Linked DNA regions of Homo sapiens: region 1 is linked to region 2. Evidence: chromatin contacts called from ENCODE Hi-C or POLR2A ChIA-PET data. All regions are on one chromosome and are shown on one strand. The core of a region is the stretch at or near the end of the contact, and the rest is flanking DNA. Distances in the headings are between cores, read along the strand shown.

Region 1 (3,735 bases), core at 1,113-3,612, 100 kb before region 2:
CATTGGGAGAGGTTTGGGGAGCGTGTGCTTGAGAGAGGGCCGTCATGCAAGAGGGGTCCATCAGCATTGAGGGAGGGGAGGCCTGGGGATAAGAAGGATGAGTAGATGCTCCCCAGGGGTGGGGAGAGCCCGGCAGCCTTCCAGTACAGTCATCTCCAGGACTGCAGAGAAAGCTGCTTCCTGTTCTGGGCTCTGTCATACCCCCCTTCATTACTCCCCAGCCTCAATCAGATTCCATGACACACAACAGCATCCTGTTAGCAGTGCTTGGGGGAATGAAGACAGAGGGTGGTGACTACATGAGAGGGAAGGACAAAAAGAGGGGGCAGCAGCCCAGGTGGGGAGAAACAGGGGGCAGGCTTCAGGGAGTTTGAGACAAACTCCCTTTTCTCAAAAAGAAAGGGAAAGAGGAGCAACGAAATACAGGGAGGCTAGCCAAGGGGAAGACACAGGCAATGATAATTGTCATGTACTCTTTTCTGAGCAACAGCTCCCTCACATAGAGCAGGAATCCCGTGGCTCTTTAAGGAGGAGGTATAAGACACTGATTCTGAATCGACCCTACAAGGGCTGGGGTGGCAGGCATTCCAGGCAGATCTTAGATGATGAGGCTTAGAGAGGCCCAAGGTTACGCAGCTCAAACATGAAAGAGACGGGGTTGGAACGTGGCTCCACCTGACTTCCAAGGGCAGCATGTCTCTTATTGCACCACAAGGCTGCCCGTGATGCTGTTGCCTCCAGCTCTGGCAGGGCAACATGGAGTCCTGACCCACAAACAGTCCTGTCCTTCTCTTATCACTGCTGAAGCTCCAGGACTCAGCCATTATGAAATCCAACCAAGCTTCTGGTGGTGAGTGCCTCATTACCCTGTAATCCCCGTTTATAACAGAGGTTTTCTTCCCTGGAGAACATGGGCTGAGGATCCTTGGACATGAGAACCAGAAGTGCTGGCTAGTTCTGTCTCTCCCTGGAAACGTGGCCATCTCTTGGGAGTTTGCTTCCTGCAAGTCAGTCCCGGCACCTATCACCTTTGGGTGTTGTACCAGTTGCTGCTTTGCTCTGCCCAAGCTCCTTGGATCCCCTTCACCATTTTTGTGCCCATAGACACCTCTTGTGCTTTCTCCTTAACAGCCAGCATCTGAGGACAGCTCTCAGGCTGCTGAAACCCACTTTGCCTGTGTGCATGGAGAGCTGGAAATGCCTGGGATGTGCCTCTTCCTGGGGCTACCTGTGACTAATGACTGATCAATCCCCAGCTTCCCCCACCCCCAGACACTCTGAGGTGTCACCTGCCCTATCTCCAGAGCTCACCTGGGGGAAACAGCCAAAGTTACCCTCCAGGCAGGATGTCACACTCCTGCTTCTTGGTCCTACTTTCCCACTTGCCTACCCGTTTTTCCAGGGAACAATTGCTAATAAATCTTTTTCAAATGAATTGCTTCCAGATGAATCCTCATCTCAGGGTTGGCTTTGGGGAACTCAAACTAAGACAGTTATATTAACAAATCTAATTGCTGAGCCTCCAAAGCTGAGAACCAGCAGACTGGTTCCATGGGCTGAATTTGGCCAGCAGTTGTATTTTGTTCAGCATGCCTCCTCATCCCTCCTGATCTCTTCTCAAAGCAAACACTCTGTTTGCCATGTGGAAATAAAATTCTTGACCTTGGCTAATAGAGTGCTTATCAACTGTGTTGATCCTTCACAAAGAAAAGCAATGCATGTGGCCACCACATAGCAAGTGCTTCAAGAGCCACTAGTATCTCCTGCAAACTTTGCAATTACCTGTGAGAAAGAAGCTAACATCGTCTGATTTTAACTGATGAGGATTCTGATTCATAAGGGCTTGTTTACCCAGTTTCATATCTGGGGGCCAGCAGAGATGGGGTTTGAACTGAGGCAATTTGACTCCAAAAGACATGTTCTAACCACTGTGTCACATAGAGACCCGGGAAACCCACGCCTGCCCTCCTGGCCCCCAATCAAGGCCATCTCATAACTGGTGGGATTTTCACCTGGTTTTTGAAACTTCGATTTGGTTTTTGCTTGTCTCTTTCCCTATTATTTACTTTCTTTCTTTCAACAGCTTAGGGCTTGATTTGGGTAGGCACAAGAATAAAAAATGATTGAGGACGATGTATTTTTGGAGGAATTTGTATCTTTCTGTAAAAGAAAAGACTAAGCATCTACATATATTTAAATTCTCAAATTGCAAAGTGGCAGTTCCTGGGACCCAGAAATTCCACAGAATTTCTAAGGCTGCTTCCAGAAACTGGACCTTTATGTGCATGGGGCTGTGGGTGAACCAGAGCAAGTCGTCAGGAGAGGAAATCTGCCCCCCTCCCCACCTTGTGCCACTCCTCCTCCAACAAGCTGTCAACTCTGCAGTGGAGAACAGTGCCAGCCTGCAGGCTTTCTGTTCCCAGAGCTCAGGGGATGACTCAGTTACTGAGGTATTTCCTTTTTTCATAAGCCTACCATGCAGAGATTTTCAAATTATTTCCCTGAAATGTTTCTCCCCTCACCTTTGCTGCATGCCTTGTCTCCAGAAGGCACAATTTTCAATAGATTCTTCCTAACAACGTACCAGCCAGCATCTATTAGGCTCTTCTTAGATGCCAGACACCCAGCTCAGCATTTCATATCTGTCAGCCCAGCGCTCCCTCACAGCCACACTGGAAGGTCTGCATACTAGGCTTCCCATTTTCTGGATGAGGAAAAGGAGGCCCAGAGAGTTTGCCCAAGGCCATTTTGTCCAGAAGTAGCAGAGGTGGAGCTCAAACCCTTGCCAGTTTGCTCAAACCCTTTAACCACTCTGCTATACTGCCCCATTACTATTAAAATATTCTTTTTATCCATGGTAGATTGTATTACTTGTCTGAAATCGTTGCTACCCTCCTATCCCTTGATATGACTTTCCCGTGGGCAGATCCTCTACCCTTAACTTTGGCTTTGGCCATATGGCTTGCTTTGGCCAATGGAAAGAGGATGGAAGTTAGAGTGTGTCATTCTGAGCTGAGGCCCTAGGCAGATAGCACGTTCCTGCCAGTCCTCTTGGCATTTCCACTCTCTGCCACAAGAAAAGCACATTCCTGAAGCCAGCTTGAGCCCCAGCAGAAAGCTGGGACAGCTCACTCTACCTGTGGGACAGTCTTGGTCCCAACCTGATGCCCTGAGTGAGCCCCTCTCATCTAAACTTGGCTGAGTCCAGCCAAGACCAGCCAAAGCACAGCCAACCAGCACATGGTGGGTACAAAATCAGTGGTTGCTGTAAGCTACTGAGCTATCAGGGCTGTTTGTTATGGGTCATTTTTGCAGCAAACCTCTCATCAATATATGTATTATCATTCTAGTCTAGCCAGTGCCACATGGACCGGCTCTCAGCATCATGGTGGTGGAGTGCAGGATCACACTCTCAGGGAATGAATGGGTCTGTGAAATCATCTGACCCGGCTCCCCTTCCTAGCCTTCATCCCTCCCTGCCTCCTAAGGCAGACCTCTTCTTCTCTGGACACTCTGAAAGGAAGTCTTCCCTAGGTTGAACTTTGAAAGTCTGTGTTCAGCCAACAATTCATGATTCCTGCCTCTTCTTCATAAGATTGGCACCTGAGTCCCTCACAACCTTTGTCACTCTCTTACAAGCACACTTCTGCTTGTCAATGTCCCTCCTAAGCTACGGGTAGGGCCACTTGCTGGTTTGCTCTCATATCCCTGCCGTGTCCTGTTTCCCATTCTTCT
Region 2 (3,457 bases), core at 909-3,408:
TTAAAAATCCATTTCAAATCATGGACATTAAGAGATGTAATCTGGAATACTGCCTCCATTGCTTGACACATAAACAGACTTCAGAATATCACATCATTAAACCTAAGTTTTCTTTTAGTAAAATGAAGTTAAATAATAGTCTTTATGAATATCCAGAGACCTGTGCACTTATAATATGCACACCTGTTTGTATATTATACTTTAATATTAATCTATCTCTCTGTCTCTGTCTCTTTCTCTCTCTGTCACTCTCACTCTTTCATAATCCTTGTTCATACTCATCTCCCGGGAATACTGTGAGAATCAGAGGGGCTGATGTACTTGGCAACGATCTGTAGACCACCAAGCACTAGAAGAGGAAGAGGACACCCATCATCACAGAGCAGGTGGCCTCACACACCCACACCTATCAGAACTGGGACTGGCAAGAGGCAGTGGGACGGCATTTAGAGAAGAGGCTGGAAGAAGGCAGATTCCACCCCGCACCAGCTGTGCTGCTTAGGCAATTCTTTGACTCCTCTGTCCCAAGTGTATCTGCCTGTAAAGTGGGCACAATAACCATTGCTTCACAGGATAAACGCCAACAGGGTGGGCTAACTATGCAAATACATGACAGATGCCTCCTACAGCTGCCCACACTTCTTCTCCCCACCTACCTGCTGGCTTTAGTCCTTCCTTGTGCTCTCAGTGGCTGCTGCTGTCTGACCAGCCCCCTGCTGCCCCCCTGCCTGCTCCTGTGTGAGGGCACTTTGGGGCCAGATGCCATGCAAGATGACACGGAGGAGGCAAGGCAAAGCTGGCCCTCAAGGGTCCACCCTGGGGTCCTGATTCCAGGCCTTCTCAGGTTCCACTCTCCCCTCCTCTGTACACAGACCACTCTCCTGCTCTCTTCGTTAAGGTGTTTAACCTTCCAAAGCCTCAATATACTTGTGTGTAATAAAAAGAAAAGAAATAACAGGTTCAAGAAACCAGACAGCAGCGTGAGGATAGAGGTGACAGCCTTCACTGTTGGAAGCATCTTTTCTTGGCTCTGAGCGGTAAAGCAATGCACCCAGGGTCACAAAGACAGAGGTGGCAGCCAGGATTTTAGCCCAAGTGGCCTGACGCCAAAGTCTTGTCTCCCTCTCAATGCAGCTGTGTAGTGGGGCTAGACCCCAGTCTTCTCCATCTTCTCCCCTGATGTCCAATCTAAGCACAAGCAAGGGGCTTGCTGTGGAACCACAGCTTCAGACAAGCCCCAGCCACACCCACCTCCACTGAACGGCCACCTCTTCCTGCCACTTTGATGCAGAGATAGGAGCTGTGCCAACGCAGAGCTGCCCACAGTGGAGAGGGAGTGGAGGGTGGAGCTGATGCTCGTCTCTCAGGACTGCTTTCCCAGTGCCAATATCTAGGTCACCCTCCTGATCCCCAGTGTGATGACTCACCACTCGCCTCTGTCACAGCCTGATAAAGAACTCGAGCCATTAAGAAATGGAACAAATTACTAAATGGGAGGCACAAGAGAAACCCAGGATTAAATTAGTTCATTATTCATAAATCATAAATGACTCTTCCTCTCACTGATGCTTGTCTCTGTCTACCTACTGGCCTTGCAAGAGCAACAGACTTCTATAGGCAGGAGGTCAGAGACACAGGAGGCCCAGGCTGAGGGCCCCAGGGTTGGCAGCCACCTTTAGGCAAAACGGCTGGGCTGGCCTCGGCCCGTTGCCTCTGAGCTGCTCTCTGGACTGCAGGGTCTTGGAACTGAGTCGCCGGGTTTGTAGGGCGAACACTGCAGTGCCTGCTCCATGGCCTGCTGTGCCATGGAAAGGTTCTGATACCTGAGGTGTCTAGTATGGTTGAGACACAGTTGTTGTGTGGGCCGGGTTGCCTCTGTGAAGTATGTCACCTCTGTGCACCGGATCATCTCTGTGGAGTGTGTCCCTGAGGGCCATATCACCTTTGTGAAGCATACCACCTCTGTGGAGCATGTCACCTCTGTGGGCCAGGTCACCTCTGTGGAGTGTGTCACCTCTGTGGCCTGTGTCACCTCTGTGGAGTGTGTCACCTCTGTGGTCTGTGTCACCTCTGTGGCTTGTGTCACCTCTGTGGGCCATGTCACCTTTGTGGGCCAGGTCACCTCTGTGGAGTATGTCACCTCTGTGGAGCATGTGACCCCTGTGGGTCATGTCACCTCTTTGTGGGCCATGTCCCCTTTGTGGGCTGTGTCACCCATTGGGGAGTGTCACCTCCTCAGAGCATATGACATTTCAGGGCATATGTCATTCCTGGAATGTGCCTCCTCTCTGACGGGCGTGTCTCATGACCGAGAGTTCCTTGATGCTTTTCTGTCCTGGCTGGAAAAAGGAGCAGCCTGGGCCCCTCCCGGGGCCTGCCGTGCTTGGAATGGAGCCAGGACGGAGAGGGACCAGCCAACCCAGTGCCAAGGACGCCAGGGCATCTGTTCCCCAGCCCGGAAGGAGATCCCGCCCCGCTCTCAGTCAGGCCCCGCCCTGCAGGTCTGCAAGCCTCCTCCAAGGAAGGCGGAAGGAGCCGGGGCCGTGTCTCAGGGAGCCCGAGAGGCGGAGCCCGGGAGGAGGCCTGAGTGGGCTGGGGAGGGAACGAACCCTACCAGGATACTGGAAAGGGACACGAGAGAGAGGAGCCGCCCCCTGCTGGTCACAGCTGGGAAAGGCGCTGCAATCAAACTCAGTCCCAGGGCACGGTGCCAAGGGAGGCGGAGGAACTGCAGTGGTTCCCGATGGACATCTTGTTGCTCTTAGTGTCACCCCAGCGCATGCATGATTCCTAAGCTATGGGTCAGGGAGTCCCAAACAAACAGCAGTGTTATTCTGGAACTACTTGGATGAGGGTATTTTCCTAACTAGAGCTTACTGGGATTGTGCAAGTGGCAGGGACTACTCTCTAGGTCACCCGACGTAAGGGGCCAGTTGTATTTGAAGGGTGAGCCAAGACTAGAACAGAGGTGAAGGGAGGTGAAAAGGTGACCAAACAGCTGGGTGCTGCAAAGTGCCTGACAGCAGGAGGTGGACACAGGTTCTTATGTAACAGCAGTAAGTGCCATATGCTAACAGCCTGCCATGTGCCAGCTGTACCCAGGGTCTCTGAACCTAGCAGTGTCCCTATGCACATCTCACAGGTGAGGAAAATGAGATCTAGTAAGTGACAAGTGTCTAAGCCAGGATTTTAATCCAGGTCTGAAGAACTTCAGAATCCATGTTTTATTCATGTCACTTCTGAATTTGGGCCCATTAGCAGGGCCAATGTGCTGGCATCTTAGCAGCAGCTAAAGCAGGCATCTGCAGCCCCCTCTTGGTCTTGCCACACAGTCCTGGCTACACTGACATTCTAATTGGGAGGAAGGTCAGATTTCTCCATTCTCCATATCCAAATTCATCTTGTCCACTTTGATTCTTGGATTTGATCACTTCCCACCCCACCTCTTACTTAACTG

The links. Hi-C counts contacts between places; a loop is a spot of excess contacts on that map. ChIA-PET counts read pairs that join two places held with the same protein, here RNA polymerase II (POLR2A). Pooled maps may share reads with other maps.
Region 1: a map of PC-9 shows a loop between it and region 2 (5-fold over the local background). The contact joins two enhancer-like sites. A Hi-C loop is called at or near these places in 9 of 168 maps with a recorded cell type or tissue (MCF 10A, PC-3, PC-9 and 5 more) and 10 of 50 pooled maps. POLR2A ChIA-PET finds 5 or more read pairs at or near these places in 4 of 52 experiments (A673, AG04449, AG04450 and 1 more).

What each region holds. Positions count from the first base shown.
Region 1 is chr3:43,868,983-43,872,717 of GRCh38, reverse strand. The region is part of intron 1 of LOC107986081 (a long non-coding RNA gene); the gene reads left to right. Among named protein-coding and RNA genes, the nearest start is that of ABHD5, 180 kb to the right of the region's middle. Within about 2 kb of position 2,362, at least 8 of the 41 ENCODE cell types and tissues checked have a DNase peak (open chromatin) inside an H3K27ac peak, as active enhancers do; they include PC-9, where a contact is called at or near this core.
Region 2 is chr3:43,768,817-43,772,273 of GRCh38, reverse strand. No RefSeq gene overlaps it. Among named protein-coding and RNA genes, the nearest start is that of ABHD5, 80 kb to the right of the region's middle. RefSeq lists an enhancer at 1,310-1,809 and a silencer at 2,568-2,747. Within about 2 kb of position 2,158, at least 24 of the 41 ENCODE cell types and tissues checked have a DNase peak (open chromatin) inside an H3K27ac peak, as active enhancers do; they include PC-9, where a contact is called at or near this core.